Linked DNA regions of Homo sapiens: region 2 is linked to region 1. Evidence: chromatin loops called from intact Hi-C (ENCODE). Cell type or tissue: dorsolateral prefrontal cortex. All regions are shown on one strand.

Region 1 (8,000 bases):
CCACAGACATGCACCACCACGCCCAGCTAATTTTTGTATTTTTAGTAGAGACGGGGTTTCACCATGTTGGCCAGGCTGGTTTCAAACTCCTCACCTCAGTCAATCTACCCACCTCAGCCTCCCAAAGTGCTGGGATTATAGGCGTGAGCCACCGTGCCAGCCCGAAGTGGCTTTATCTTTTTTCATTCTTCCCAGCAATAGATGATCCTCTATTGCCCCACATCTTCTCCAGTGATTAGCATCAACAGAGATTTACTTATTGGAGACAAGGTCTTGCTCGGTTGCCCAGGCTGAAGTGTAGTGGGAAGATCATGGCTCACTGCAACCTCGAACTCCTGGGCACAAGTGATGCTCCCACCCCAGCCTCCCTAATAGCCACCACACCCAGCTAATTTTTGTAGCGATAAGGGTCTCTGGTTGGTCTCGAATGCCTGGGCTCAAGCGATCTTCCTGCCTCAGCCTCCCAAAGTGCTGGGATTACAGGCATGAGCCACTGTGCCTGGCCAGTTTTTTTCTAAAGCTATTTTGATAGGTGCCTACTGGTGTTTCACTGTAGTATTAATTTGCATTTCCCTAACAGCTAATGGTGTTTGAGCATCTTTTCATGTGCTCATTAGCCATCATATATATTCCTTTTTTTTTTTTTTTTTTTTTTTTGAGATGGAGTTTCACTCTTATTTCCCAGGCTGGAGTGCAATGGCGCGATCTCAGCTCACTGTAACCTCCACCTCCCAGGTTCAAGTGATTCTCCTGCCTCAGCCTCCCTAGTAGCTGGGATTACAGGCATGTGCCACCATGCCTGGTTTTTGCATTTTTTTTTTTTTTTTAGTAGATCGGGGGTTTCTCCATGTTGGTCAGGCTGGTCTCGAACTCCCAATCTCAGGTGATCCGCCCAACTCGGCCTCCCAAAGTGCTGGGATTACAGGCATGAGCCACCGCACCTGGCCATATATTCCTTTTTGTTTGTTCTATTACTTGCCACTGACTTGAAGCTCACAAATGTATTATTTGGTAAAGTGTTGAAATATTTTTCCTCTTTTGAATTGGATTGTTTTCTTATCATTGAGATTTGAGAGTTTTTTTTTTTTTTTTGAGACAGAGTCTCGCTCTGTCACCTAGGCTGGAGTGCAGTGGCGCGATCTCAGCTGCCTCCCAGGTTCACGCCATTCTCCTGCCTCAGCCTCCCGAGTAGCTGGGACTACAGGCGCCCACCACCACGCCCGGCTAATTTTTTGTATTTTTAGTAGAGACGGGGTTTCACCGTGTTAGCCAGGATGGTCTCGATCTCCTGACCTTGTGATCCACCCGCCTCGGCCTCCCAAAGTGCTGGGATTACAGGCGTGAGCCACCGTGCCCGGCCGAGAGTTCTTTATATGATGTGAGTACAGATCCTTGATCAGATACTTGTTTTGCAAATATTTTCTCCCAATCTATGGCTTGTCTTTTCATTTTCATATCAGCGTCTTCTCAGAGTATGTTTTATTATTATTATTATATTATTATTATTATTATTATTATTATTATTAGAGATGAAGTCTCGCTCTGTCGCCCAGGCTGGAGTGTAGTGGTGCCATCTTGGCTTACTGCAACCTCCGCCTCCTGGGTTCAAGCGATTCTCCTGCCTCAACCTCCCGAGTAGCTGGGATTACAGGTGCCCGCCACCATGCCTGGCTAATTTTTGAATTATTAGTAGAGACGGGGTTTTGCCATGTGGGCCAGGCTGGTCTCGAACCCCTGACCTCAGGAGATCCACCTGCCTCGGCCTCCCAAAGTGCAGGGATTACAGGCGTGAGCCACTGTGACCAGCCTTGATTTTGCTTATGTTTTTCTTTCTCCTTATACCTTGACATTGTCCCATCTTGGAACTTTAAACAAATAAGTTTCTGGTTTTTTTAAATAGTTCCGTGGTATTTCATAACATAGGATATACAATAATTCTTGCTTAACCAGTTTCCTAGTGACTGATATTAATGTTCAATCTTTTGCCTATGTATATACAATGTAAACTTTAAACACAATGCCTTGTACATGCAGTACTTGGCATTGAACACACTTACCTCTAGGACAAATATCTGGACAAAGAATTGCTTGGTCAGAGTCTGTACATTTGTAATTTTGATATGTAATGGCTACATTTCCCTCTATAGAAATTGTGGAAGCTTGTTCTCTGAGCCGGGGGTGTGGTTAACACCTGAAATCCCAGCACTTTGGGAGGTCGAGGCAGGCGGATCACTTGAGGCCAGCAATAGGAGACCAGACTGGCCTACATGACCCCATATCTACTAAAAATACAAAAATTAGCTGGGCATGGTGGTGCGCGCCTGTGGTCCCAACTACTCGGAAGGCTGAGGCATGAGAATTGCTTGAACTGGGGAGGCAGAGGTTGTAGTGAGCCAAGATCGTACCAATGCACTCCAGTCTGGGCAACAGAGCGAGACCCTGTCTCAAAATAAAATGAAAAAAGAATTATTTGCAGTCAGGCACGGTGGCTCATGCCTGTAATCCCAGCACTTTGGGAGGCCAAGGCAAGTGGATAGCTTAAGCCCAGGAGTTCAAGACCAGCCTGGGCAACATGGCAAAATCCTATCTCTACAAAAAAAAAAAATTAGCCAGGCGTGGTCGTGCATGCCTGTAGTCCCAGCTACTTGGGAGGCTGAGGCAGGAGAATCGCTTGAACCCTGGAGGTGGAGGTTGCAGTGAGCCGAGATCACTCCATTGCACTCCAGCCTAGGCAACAAGAGCAAAACTCTGTCTCAAAAATAAAAAATAAAAGAAAAAACAGAAGAAAATACCAAGTGTGGCAAGGATGTTGAGAAAATGGGGCCCTTGTGCACTGTTGGTGAGCATGTAGAATGGTACAGCTGCTATGGAAAACAGTTTGGCAGTTCCTCAAAAAATTAAAGATAGAATTACCATATTAACTCAGCAGTTCCACTTCCAGGAATATGCCCAAAAGAACTAAATACTAGGTGGGGGCACTCTGACAGATATTTGTACACCAATGTTCATAGCCACATTATTTGCAATGACCAAAAGCTGAAACTATCCAAATATCTGCCGTTCATGAATGAATGGATAAACAAATTATGCTATATTCATACAATGGAATATTATTCAGCTGTAAAAAGGAAGGAAATTCGTCCGGGTGCAGTGGCTCATGCCTGTAATCCCAGCACTCTGGGAGGCCGAGGCGGGCGGATCACCTGAGGTCAGGAGTTCAAGACCAGCCTGGCCAAAATGGCCAAACCCCGTCTCTACTAAAAATACAAAAATTAGCCGGGCCTGGTGGTGCGCGCCTGTAGTCCCAGCTGCTTGGGAAGCTGAGGCATGAGAATGGCTGGAACCCAGGAGGCGGAGGTTGCAGTGAGTGGAGATTGCGCCACTGCACTCCAGCCTGGGCGACAGAGCCAGACTGTCTCAAACAAACAAACAAAAGGCCAGGCACAGTGGCTTACGCCTGTAATCCCAGCACTTTGGGAGGCTGAGGCAGGCAGATCACGAGGTGAAGAGATTGAGATCATCCTGACCAACATGGTGAAACCCTGTCTCTACTAAAAATACAAAAATTAGCTGGGCATGCTGGCGTGCGCCTGTAGTCACAGCTATTCGGGAAGCTGAGGCAGGAGAATCACTTGAACCCGGGAGGTGGAGGTTGCAGTGAGCTGAGATCGCGCCACTGCACTCCAGCCTGGAAACACAGCAAGACTCCGTCTCAAACAAACAAAAAACACCACACACAGGAATAGCTAAAATAGGGTGCAGCCACTTCCTCTAGGGCTGAAGCCAAACTCCCAAGAAAGAAAGAAATTGGGAAGAAGGACTTCCCTGCCCAACCGGCTCCCCACACAAGATTAGAGTTTCGCTGCAGAGGTATGGTCATGACCCACTGGGTGACTGAGAAGTTCACTGAAGTGCAACAGGCCACTGAAATTTGCTAGGGGGAGGGGTAAACGTCACTGCGTGTCTAGTGCAGGGCTGGCCCCTGTCCATCACAAGATCCCGCTAAGAGGAGCTCGTGAGAATCAGGAAGAGCCCCATCCTCATTCAGTGTTCCTCCAGCGCCCTCTGCTGACAAGGTTTAACACTGAGCTAGCTGGCAGAGGAGAAATGTTTACAGGGTCCAGCTCCAATATCACAAAAACGGCAGAGAGGCATGAAGTTGGAGCCACCAGCCTGTAAACTGATAACTGGTACAAGGTGGTTGTTAGAATGAAATCCAGTGAATGGATTGGATGTGGTGGCTTACGCCTGTAATCCCAGCACTTTGGGAGGCCAAGGCAGGAGGATCGCTAGAGGCCAGGAGCTCCAGACCAGCCTGGGCAACACAGTGAGACCCCATCTCTACAAAAATTTTAAAAATTAGGTGGGCGCAGGCTGGGCATGGTGGCTCATGCCTATAATCCCAGCACTTTGGGAGGCCAAGGCAGGTGGATCACCTGAGGTCAGGAGTTTGAGACCAACCTGGCCAACATGGCAAAACCCCATCTCTACTAAAAATACAAAAACTAGCCAGGCGTGGTGGCACACTTCTAGTCCCAGCTACTTGGGAGGCTGAGGCAGGAGAATTGCTTGAATCCAGGAGGCAGAGGTTTCAGTGAGCCGAGATAGAGCCACTGCACTCCAGCCTGGGCAACAGAGTGAGACTCCTTCTCAAAAAAAAAAAAAAAAAAAAAAAAGCTGGGTACATGTGGTCTAGCTACTCCAGAGGCTGAGGTGGGAGGATCACTTGAGCCTGGGAGTTGGAGGCTGAAGCTGAAGTAAGCTGTGACTGCAACAGTGCACACCAGCCCAGGTCACAGAGCGGAATCCTGTCTCAAAAAGAATTAAATGCAATGAATACTAACAGAAAGTAATTTTGAACGTAATTGTTTCTCTTCTGAACAGCCTGTGGTCTCCTGAAATTCAAAACTGTGAATTGGGTCCTTGATGAGGTCCCTTTCCACTAGGTAACATTCTGTGGCTCCCCACAGAAATAAAGAGGTGAACCTCAGCCGGGCGCAGTGGCTTACTCCTGTAATCCCAGCACTTTGGGAGGCTGAGGCAGGTGGATCACTGGAGGTCAAGAGTTCGAGACCAGCCTGGCTAACATGGTGAAATCCCATCTCTACTAAAAATACCAAAAATTAGCCAGGCGTGGTGGTGCATGCCTGTAACCCCAGCTACTAGGGAGGCTGAGGCAGGAGAATCACTTGAAACCGGGAGGCGGAGGTTGCAGTGAGCCAAGATCGCGCCATTGCACTCCAGCTTGGGCAACAAGAGCAAAACTCCGTCTCAAAAAGAAAAAAAGTGGGGGTAGGGGGGAGGGATAGCATTAGGAGATATACCTAATGTTAAATGATGAGTTAATGGGTGCAGCACACCAACATGGCACATGTATACATATGTAACTAACCTGCACGTTGTGCACATGTACCCTAAAACTTAAAGTATAATAAAAAAAGGGGTGACCCTCAAAAGTGGGCAGTGAAAAGTGAAAAGAGCAGAGATTTTTATGTCCAGACACCTGGGTTCAATTCCAGCTTTCTCCATGTATTAAAGGAGTGCCTGCTGGGCATGATGCCTCTGCTCCCAGCACCTTGGGAGGCTGAGGCAGGAGGATTGCTTGAGCCCAGGAGTTCAAGACCAGCCTGGGCAACATAGTGGGACCGTATGTCTTCTAAAAATAAAAATAAGAAATTAGCCAGGTGTGGTTGTGTGCACCTGTGGTCTCAGCTACTCGGGAGGCTGAGGCAGGAGGATCTCTTAAGCCCGGGATTTCAAGGCTGCAGTGAGCTGTGATCACACCACTGCACTCCAGCCTGGGTGACAGAGCAAGATTCTGTCCCCAAAAAAATAAATAAGTAAAGCAATTCTGGCTGTACTAATAGATCAGCCTCAGAATTTCAGCGGCTGAAGCCAAGTTTGTTTCTTTTTCCTATAAACTGTAGTTGGTGCAGGAAGGGTGGAAGGAAGTTGGTGGGGGGATATCCATGCATTCCCAGACATTTGGTTCCTTCCATCTTATGGCTCTGCCATCCCCGGGAGTCCCAGATTCTCCCCTGGAGTCTCTGTATCCAGAAGCAGAGAGGGAGTGGAGAGTCACGTGGCGTGCGTTTATGGGCCAGGCCTGGAAATAGCCGCACATCACATCGCCGCCACCTATACTTCCTTGGCCAGACCCAGTCTCTTGGCCCCACACATAGCAGCAGGGGAGAAGAGAAAAGGTCATCACGCCATATTCCCAGCAGAAAAATGAAATGGGGTTGGGTGGACAGCTCACCAGTCTCTGCCCTGCACCACTTTCCTAGCTTTGTCCCCTTGGACGAGCGACATGGTTTCTGTAAGGCTCAGTTTCTGGCTCCGAAAATGAGGTTAAGCAACCTTGCCTTCTCTGCCAGCTGTAAGGAATCAGTGTGATAAAATAGGTGGTAAATTGCTCAATAAATGCTGTCAGGCAGGGCGTGGTGGCTCACAGCTGTAATCCCAGCAGTTTGGGAGGCCGAGGTGGGCAGAGCACCTGAGGTCAGGAGTTCGAGACCAGCCTGGCCAACATGGGGAGACCTCGTCTCTACTAAAAATACAAAATTAGCCAGGCGTGGTGGTGGGCGCTTGTAATGCTAGCTACTCGGCTGAGGCTGAGGCAGGAGAATTGCTTGAGCCTGGGAGGTGGAGGTTGCAGTGAGCCGAGATCGCGCCATTGCACTCCAGCGTGGGCAACAGAGTAAGACTCTGTCTTAAAAAAAAATAATAAAAGGTGGCAAATTGCTCAATAAGTGCTGTTGTGATTATTCTGATGATATCTCCCTCTTCAGCCCTCCCACACCCAATTAATCTGCTCGATTTCTCCCAACAGGCACGACCTGGATGATCGAGATCATCTGCTTAATCCTGAAGGAAGGGGATCCATCCTGGATCCGCTCCGTGCCCATCTGGGAGCGGGCACCCTGGTGTGAGACCATTGTGGGTGCCTTCAGCCTCCCGGACCAGTACAGCCCCCGCCTCATGAGCTCCCATCTTCCCATCCAGATCTTCACCAAGGCCTTCTTCAGCTCCAAGGCCAAGGTTGGGAGGAGGGGTGTGTGTCAGTTGGGAGGGGCTGCATGGGTGTATGGGGTAATGGGGGGACGGAGCATAACTCATTGATTCATTCAGCACCTATTTGTTAAACACCTACTATGTGCCTGACTCTGATCTAGCACAGTGGTCAATATACACACAGAAATGCCTGCCCTTTGGCAGGGAGTGATGGCTCATGCCTGTAGTCCCAGCACTTTGGGAGGCTGAGGCGGGAGGATCACTTTGGGCCAGGAGTTTGAGACCAGCTTGGGCAACATAGTCAGACCACATCATTACAAGAAATTTTAAAAATCAGTCAGACGTGGTGGCACACACTTGTAGTCCCAGCTACTTGGAATGCTGAGGTGGGAGGATCACTTGAGCCCAGCAGGTCAAGGCTGCACTGAGCTGAAATCACCTTACTGCACTCCATCCTAGGCAACAGGGCAAGACTGTCTCAAAAAAAAAAAAAAAAAAAAAAAAAAAAAAAAAGCCGGTGCTGGCATGGTGGCTCACGCCTGTAATCCCAGCACTTTGGGAGGCAGAGGCAGGCAGATCACTTGAGGCCAGGAGTTCAATACCAGCTTGGCCAACATGGTGAAACCATGTCTCTACTAAAAATACAAAAATTAGTCGGATCTGGTGGTGGGTGCCTGTAATCCCAGCTACTCAGGAGGCTAAGGCAGGAGAATTGCTGGAACCTGGGAGGTGGAGGTTGCAGTGAGCTGAGATGGCACCACTGCACTCCAGCCTGGGAGACAGACCAAGATTTCATCTCAAAAAAAAAAAAAAAAATTACAGCCAGGCGCAGTGGCTCACGTTTGTACTCCCAGCACTTTGGGAAGCCAAGGTGGGCAGATCACCTGAGGTCAGGAGTTTGAGACCATCCTGACCAACATGGAGAAAACCTGTCTCTACTAAAAATACAAAGTTAGCTGGGCGTGGTGGCACATGCCTGTAATCCC
Region 2 (8,000 bases), 320 kb before region 1:
GGGTCTCTTTTCTAAGGGCGTTGAGACCATTCATGAGGATTCCACCCTCATGACCTCATCACCTCCCGAAGGCCCCATCTCCTCCTATCATCATATTTGGAGTTAGGATTTCAACACGTGAACCTGAGGGTGGACACATACATTCAGTCCATAACAACTCCTATTAAATCAAACGTCAGAATGAGTAAACCTATGGAGACAGAAGGTGGATGCGTGGGTGCCTGTGGCTGGGTGTGCGTGCCTGTGGGGAACGGGGAGTGCCACTTAATGAGTTTCTTTTTGAGGTGATGACGCTGTCCTAAAACTGAGTGTGGTGGTGGTTGTACAACTTCATAACTATACTATATATACAACATTGAATTGTATAGTTTAAGTGGGTGAATTGTGTGGTTTGTGAACTATATATCCATAAAGCCATTATTTTAAAAATCTAATCTTTAAAAAATGTCATAGCAGAGCCGGTGAAGGTAATGGATTAGACAACGGTCCCTAAACCCAAGTATTTTAAAGAAATCAAGGTGACAATTTAGGCAAGAAAAATGATTAGAGTTGTACGAGAGAAGAATGGAAGGCAAGGAAAATAATCACCATTTCACTTCCAAAAGTCCTTTTCGGAAGATAGCCTTTTAATTAATTTTAACACAAAGTGTACAAAATATATTAGTTTACTAACTCTAGTTTTGTCTTATATTGACAAACTCTTTAATATCTAGATACTAGATATTATAAAATTAGGACCCATTTGTCCAGTACCTACACAACATATACAGTGTAGCAAAGTTAAATGAAATGCAGGCTGGGCACGGTGGCTCATGCCTATAATCCCAATACTTTGGGAGGCTGAGGCTGGCGGATAACCTGAGGTTGGGAGTACGAGACCAGCCTGACCAATATGGAGAAACCCCGTCTCTACTAAAAATACAAAATTAGCCGGGCGTGGTGGCCCATGCCTGTAATCCCAGCTACTTGGAAAGCTGAGGCACGAGAATTGGTTGAACCCAGGTAGCGGAGGTTGCAGTGAGCCGAGATCGTGCCTCTGCACTCCAGCCTGGAAGACAGAGTGAGACTCTGTCTCAAAAAAAAAAAAAAAAAAAAGTAAATTTCCATTAACTGGCAAGTAATGGATCCAGGTCTACAATGCTCTATCTCCTAATGTCATCTCCAGATTAATTTTTTAAATCACCCAGGGCAGCAATCTGCAATGTCCTCTGGATCTGTGTAAACTCTTGTGTGGCAAATGACTGAAAGTTCAACTTCAATGCAGTAAAAATATAAAGAGAGTGTCCTGGCTCCGTTGAATGCAAGGACAGAAGGTAGGACTGACCCTAGGGAGGCTGATCCATGAGCTCCAAAAACACCACAGGGAAGGAACGTTTCTCCAGGTGTCCACCTTGCCTTCCATGGTGTTGGCTCCACACAATATTCACATGAAGCTTCACATCTCACAAGAGACAAAAGGGAGAAGAGCAAGGGCAGCCTCTGATCCCTCCCAATGAGGAGAAGTCTCCTCGGGATGTCACAATGTCTCGCAAGCCCATTTCCCAGCCAGCTTATGTTTCCAGGAAGTCAGGGAACAGATTAAATTTTCAAAATCATGCCTAGAGGAGGGTCAAGATGCCTGACTGGACACAGCCCAGAAGCACCACTCCCACCAAGAGAAACCAAGATATTGGATAAACCAACAGACTTAGAGAAGATCTTCGTAGGAAAAACACCAAGAGTTGATACAGAGGCATGCAGACAACAGGGCTGAAGAGCTAGGAACCTGGGAATGTGGTGTGGGGTAGCTGAACGCTAGGGCCAGTTCCCAGCACTGAAAGGCTCCTAGGGGAGGGGTTAGTGAAGGGACAGAGGGATGACAGGCTGTCACCACAGACCGCTGATGTCCCAGCTATGGGAGACTGCCCACCTCCCATAGACATTTTTTTTTCTTTTGAGATGGAGTTTCGCTCTTGTTGCCCAGGCTGGAATGCAATGGCATGATCTCAGCTCACTGCAACCTCTGCCTCTCAGGTTCTAATGATTCTCTTGCCTCAGTCTCCTGAGTAGCTGGGATTACAGGTGCCCACCGCCACGCTCAGCTAATTTTTGTATTTTTAGTAGAGATGGGGGTTTCACCATGTTGGCCAGGCTGGTCTTGAACTCCTGTCCTCATGACCCACTCGCCTCAACCTCCAAAAGTGCTGGGGTTACAGGCATGAGCCACCGCGCCCGGCCTCCGTAGACATTTTGTCAGAGGCATTTGAACCAGAGCAACTCCATCTTGAGTAGGAGGTGGAGAAAATGAGGCTGAGACCTACCGGGCTGCATTCCCAAATGATGAAGGCATTCTAAGTCACAGGATGAGATAGGAGGTCGGCACAAGATACAGGTCATAAAGACCTTGCTGATAAAACAGGTTGCAGTAAAGGAGCCGGCCAAAACCCACCAAAACCAGGATGGCGACGAGAGTGACCTCTGGTGGTCCTCATTGCTACACTCCCACCAGCTCCATCACAGTTTACAGATGCCATGGCAACGTCAGGAAGTTACCCTATGTGGACCAAAAAGGGAAGGCATGAATAATCCACCCCTTGGTTACCATATCATGAAGAAATAACCATAAAAACAGGCAACCAAGGCCGGGCACAGTGGCTCACGCTGGTAATCCCAGCACTTTGGGACGCTGAGGCGGGCAGATCACCTGAGGTCAGGAGTTCGAGATCACCCTGGCCAGTATGGTGAAACCACGTCTCTACTGAAAATACAAAAAAAATTAGCAGGGCCTGGTGGTGGGCACCTGTAATCCCAGCTACTCGGGAGGCTGAGGCAGGAGAATGGTGTGAACCCAGGAGGCGGAGGTTGCAGTTTGCCGAGATCACGCCATTGCACTCCAACCTAGGCAACAGGAGCGAAACTCCGTCTCAAAAAAGAAAGAAAGAAAGAAAGAAAAACATGTTAAATGACAACACAAGGATCTAATTGGCAAAACTGAAACCAAAGAAAATTTTACAGAAAAAATGACCTACTTTCTACAACAATAGCAATGTTTGAATGGGGGGATGGAATTAAATAAGTGGCAACTTAGATTAACAAAGAATTAACACACACACACAAAAACCTATTATAGTGGATGATTTGTATCTCTATGCAAAGCAATAAAGTAAAAATAAGAACCAGGGAAATGACAACATTAACGGGATATTTTATGATGTCCTGAATGATGATTACTTTTCATTGTAAGGGAGTATTCATGTAAGACAGTAAAGCATTTTTTAACTCTTCATCTTTTAAACATACATAGTGATATTTTTATTTTTTATTTTTTATTTATTGATACAGAGTCTCACTCTGTCACCCAGAGTGGAGTGCAGTGGCAAGATCTCAGCTCACTACAACCTCCACCTCCTGAGCTCAAGTGATCCTCCCGCCTCAGCCTCCCAAGTAGCTGAAGTAGCTGGGACTACGTGCACCACACGCCTGACTAATTTTTTTTTTTTTTTTTTTAGAGACAGGGTTTTGCCATTTTGCCCAGGGTGGTCTCGAACTCCTGAGCTCAGGCAATCCACCCACTTCGGCCTCTCAAAGCATGAACCACTGTACCTGGCCATCGTAGTGATATTTTTACAGGTGAAATAATATAATGTTCCCAATTTTCTTTAAAAAGATCCACCTAGCAGTGAAGGCATAGGTGAAACGGGATATTGAGGATACCAGAAAAGAAGCAGGTTTTTTTGTGGTTTTTTGTGGGTTTTTTTTTTTTTTTTTTTTTTGAGACAGAGTCTCGCTCTGTCACCCAGGCTGGAGTGCAGTGGCGCAATCTTGGCTCACTGCAACCTCCGCCTCCTGGCTTCCAGCGATTCTCCTGCCTCAGCCTCCCAAGTAGCTGGGATTACAGGCGTCCACCACACCCAGCTAATTTTTGTATTTTTAGTAGAGACTGGGTTTCACCATGTTGGCCAAGCTGGTCTCGAACTCCTGATCTCGTGATCCGCCCGCCTCAGGCTCCCAAAGTGCTGGGATTACAGGCGTGAGCCACCGCCCCTGGCCAAGAAGCAGGTTTTTGAAGGGAGAGGATGAGAAAACAAGGGAAGGGAAGCACTGCTGGAGATGAAGACCCAGAGAAAATAGAAGGGAATTGGACACCTACAACCACTAGAGGTCGCAAGAGGAATATCCTTTAGTGCCCTGAGCCCAGACCTGAACCAAGGTTTAACAGGGTTCTTCTCAAGTCCTTGGACTCCTTCGGTCATAATTTGGGAGCCTCCAAAAAGGAGAGCCTGAAATGAGGGCTTACGTGCAGGTAGTTTATTTGGGGAAGAGGTCAGAAATTTTCTTTTTTTTTTTTATGGAGTTCCGCTCTTGTTGCCCAGGCTGGAGTGCAATGGCACACTCGGCTCACCGCAACCTCCGCCTCCCAGGTTCAAGCGATTCTCCTGCCTCAGCCTCCCGAGTAGCTGGAATTACAGGCATGCGCCACCACGCCCGGCTAATTTTGTATTTTTAGTAGAGACGGGGTATCTCCATTTTGGTCAGGCTGGTCTTGAACTCCTGACCTCAGGTGATCCGCCCACCTCAGCCTCCCAAAGTGCTGAGATTACAGGTGTGAGCCAACGCCCCCAGCCCGAGGTCAGAAATTTTCTTATGTCACATTGTACTTTTTTTTTTTTTTTTTTTTTTTTGAGACAGAGTCTCACTCTGTTGCCCAGGCTGGAGTGCAGTGGCACGATCTCGGCTCACTGCAACCTCTCCCCGTCAGGTTCAAACAATTCTCCCGCCTCAGCCTCCCGAGTACCTGGGACTACAGGCATGCACTACCATGCCTGGCTCATTTTTGTATTTTTAGTAGAGACGGGGTTTCACCATGTTGGCCAGGCTGGTGTTGAACTCCTGACCGCAGGTGATCCGCCCGCCTCAGCTTCCCAAAGTGCTGGGATTACAGGTGTGAGCCACCATGCCCAGCCATACATTTTACTTTTGAACACTACATACCGTGGAATACTTTTCAGACTTTAAAAGGAATGAAATACTGATACATGCTTCACCGTAGGTGAACTTGGAAAACATTGTGCAAAATTAAATACGTCAGACACAAAAAGGCAAAGGCCGAGTGATTCCACTTCTAGGAGATTCCTAGAACAGTCAAATTCCTGGACACAGAAAGTAGAACAGAGCTTACCAGGGACTGAGAGAAAAAGGGAATGGGGTGTGATTATTTAACGGGTACGGAGTTTTAATTGGGAAAGATGACAAAGTTCTGGAGATGAATCGTGATGATGGTTACACAGCGATGTGGCTGTACTTAATGCCACTGAAGTGTACACTTTAAAATGGTTCACATGGAGGCCGGGCACGGTGGCTCATGTCTGTAATCCCAGCACTTTGGGAGGCCGAGGTGGGTGGATCACGAGGTCAGGAGATCGAGACCATCCTGGCTAACATGGTGAAACCCCATCTCTACTAAAAATACAAAAAAAATAGCTGGGCGTGGCAGATGCCTGTAGTCCCAGCTACTCAGGAGGCTGAGGCAGGAGAATGGCGTGAACCCGGGAGGCAGAGCTTGCAGTGAGCCAAGATCGTGCCACTGCACCTCAGCCTGGGTGACAGAGGGAGAGTCCGTCACAAAAAAAAAAAAAAAAATGGTTCACATGGAAATGTTTGTGATGTATATTTTATCACCGTAAAAAAATGTAACTGGGGTAAGTATGATCAATATTTGGCAATTTAAGCTTTATGGTAGAATTTCATTACTAGAGTGAAGAAAGACAGTCCATAAAAAATAAATTATTTAGGCCGGGGTGCAGTGGCTCATGCCTGTAATCCCAGCACTTCGGGAGGCCGAGGCAGGTGGATCACCTGAGGTTGCGAGTTCGAGGCCAGCCTGACCAACATGGAGAAACCCCGTCTCTACTAAAGACACAAAACTTAGCCAGGCATGGTGACGTGTGCCTGTAATCCCAGCTACTCGGGAGGCTGAGGTGGGAGAATTGCTTGAACCCGGGAGGCAGAGGTTGTGGTGAGCTGAGATTGCGCCATCGCACTCCAGCCTGGGCAACAAGAGCGAAACTCCGTCTCAAAATAAATAAATAAATAAATTATTTAATTGACCAGATAGGGACTCCCAGCCCTTCCTTCCTGGGGAGCTCCAGGAGCTGGCTGGGCTGGGCTTAATCTTTCCTCCCAAAGAACCAAAAGAAAAAGAGATGCACATCAAGGTTTGCTGGGGACCCTCAAAGGAAAAGAAACGATGTAACTCGAGTAGAGGATAAACGCTTTGTTCAGCTGATTTGCATCAGGGGCACCTGAAGATCAAGCGACTCCCCAGTTAAGCAGAGTCAGGGTGGGAAACTGAGTCTGTGTCCTAGAGGTCTGGGTTTAGGCAGTCATTTTGGGTTTTGTTTTGTTTTGTTTGTTTTGAAACGGAGTCTTGCTCTGTCACCCAGGCTGGAGTGCAATGGCGCTATCTCAGCTCACTGCAACCTCCTCCTCCCAGGTTCAAACGATTCTCCTGCCTCAGCCTCCCGAGCAGCTGGGATTACAGGTATGCACCACCATGCCCAGCTCGTTTTTGTATTTTTAGTAGAGACAGGGTTTCGCCATGTTGGCCTTGAACTCCTCGCCTCAGGTGATCTGCCCACCTCAGCCTCCCAAGGCCAGAGGATCACTTTAAGCCCAGTGTCAGGCCTCTGAGCCGAAGCTCAGCCATTGTAACCCCTGTGACCTACACATATACGTCCAGATGGCCTGCAGGAGCCAAGAAGTCTGGAGCAGCCGAAAAACCACAAAAGAAGTGAAACAGCCAGTTCCTGCCTTAACTGATTAACCCACCTTATGACATTCCACCATTATGACTTGTTCCTGCCCTGCCCCAACTGATCAGTCGACCCTGTGACATTCTTCTCCTGGACAATGAGTCCCATGATCTCTCCACAATGCACCTTGTGAGCCCCTCCCCTGCTGACAACAAATAACCACCTTTAACTGTAACTTTCCACTGCCTACCCCAGCCCTATAAAGCTGCCCCTCTCCTATCTCCCTTCGCTGACTCTCTTTTCCAACTCAGCCCACTTGCACCCAAGTGAATAAACAGCCTTTGTTGCTTACACAAAGCCTGTTTAGGTGGTCTTCTATACGGACACGCGTGACACCCAGGAGTTCGAGACGAGTCTGGGCAGCATAGTGAGTTTTCATCTCTAAAAAAAAAAAAAATTAAAATTAGCCAGGCATGCCTTGTACGTGCCTGTGGTCCCAGCTACTTGGGAGACTGAAGTGGTAGGATCGCTTGAGGCTGCAGTGAGCCAAGATTGCGCCACTGCACTCCAGCCTGAAGGACAGAGCAAGAACTTGTCTCAGAAAAAAAAAAAGAAAAAAAGAATAAGAAAAGGAAAAAAATAAAAAAGGAAGGAAGGGAGGGAGGGAGGGGCAGAGAGGGAGAGAGGAAGGGGGGAAGGAAGGAAAGAAAGAAAGAAAGAGAAAGGGAGGGAGAGAGAGAAAGGAAAGAAGGGAGGGAGGGAAGAAAGAGAAAGAAAAAAGAAAGAAGAAAGAAAGAAAGAGAAGAAAGAAGGGAGGGAGGAAGGGAGGGAGGGAGAAAAGGAGGAAGGGAGAGAGAGAAAGAAAAAGAAGAAAGAAAGAGAAAAAAGGAAGGAAGGAGGGAGGGAGAGGAAAAGAAAGAAAGAGAAGAAAGAAAGAGAAAAAAGGGAAAGAAAGAAAAGAGAAAAAAGAGAAAGAAAGAAAGAAAGAAAGAAAAGAAAAGAAGGGCCGGGCGCGGTGGCTCACGCCTGTAATCTCAGCACTTTGGGAGGCCGAGGCGGGCGGATCACGAGGTCAGGAGATCGCTGAAACCCTGTCTTTACTAAAAATACAAAAACTTAGCCAGGGTGGTGGCGGGCGCCTGTAGTCCCAGCTACTCGGAGGCTGAGGCGAGAGAATGGCATGAACCCGGGAGGCGGAGGTTGCAGTGAACCGAGATCGCGCCACTGCACTCCAGCCTGGGCGACAGAGCGAGACTCCGTCTCAAAAAA

What was found. Hi-C counts contacts between places; a loop is a spot of excess contacts. Peaks named below come from ENCODE experiments on the same cell type or tissue, not always from the same donor. Only the 100,000 strongest peaks of a DNase experiment are listed, where the experiment ranks them.
Region 2: a loop joins it to region 1, with 5 times the contacts of the local background. A loop is called at or near these places in 41 of 110 quality-filtered maps.

The regions. Positions count from the first base shown.
Region 1 is chr19:48,580,397-48,588,396 of GRCh38, forward strand. It overlaps SULT2B1 (sulfotransferase family 2B member 1), which reads left to right. Exons shown (of 7, transcript NM_177973.2): 3 at 6,833-7,041. Among named protein-coding and RNA genes, the nearest start is that of SPACA4, 22 kb to the right of the region's middle. In dorsolateral prefrontal cortex, CTCF peaks have their summits at 4,057 (motif pointing left) and 4,265; a DNase peak (open chromatin) is centred at 4,035; H3K4me3 peaks cover 661 bases; H3K27ac peaks cover 465 bases.
Region 2 is chr19:48,263,062-48,271,061 of GRCh38, forward strand. It overlaps ZNF114 (zinc finger protein 114), which reads left to right and starts at 7,020. Exons shown (of 6, transcript NM_153608.4): 1 at 7,020-7,158. ZNF114-AS1 (ZNF114 antisense RNA 1) reads right to left here. Exons shown (of 3, transcript XR_936008.4): 2 at 7,084-7,172; 3 at 1-123. RefSeq lists an enhancer at 4,032-4,081. In dorsolateral prefrontal cortex, CTCF peaks have their summits at 4,135 (motif pointing right) and 4,347; no DNase peak of the experiment used is centred here; H3K4me3 peaks cover 481 bases; H3K27ac peaks cover 250 bases.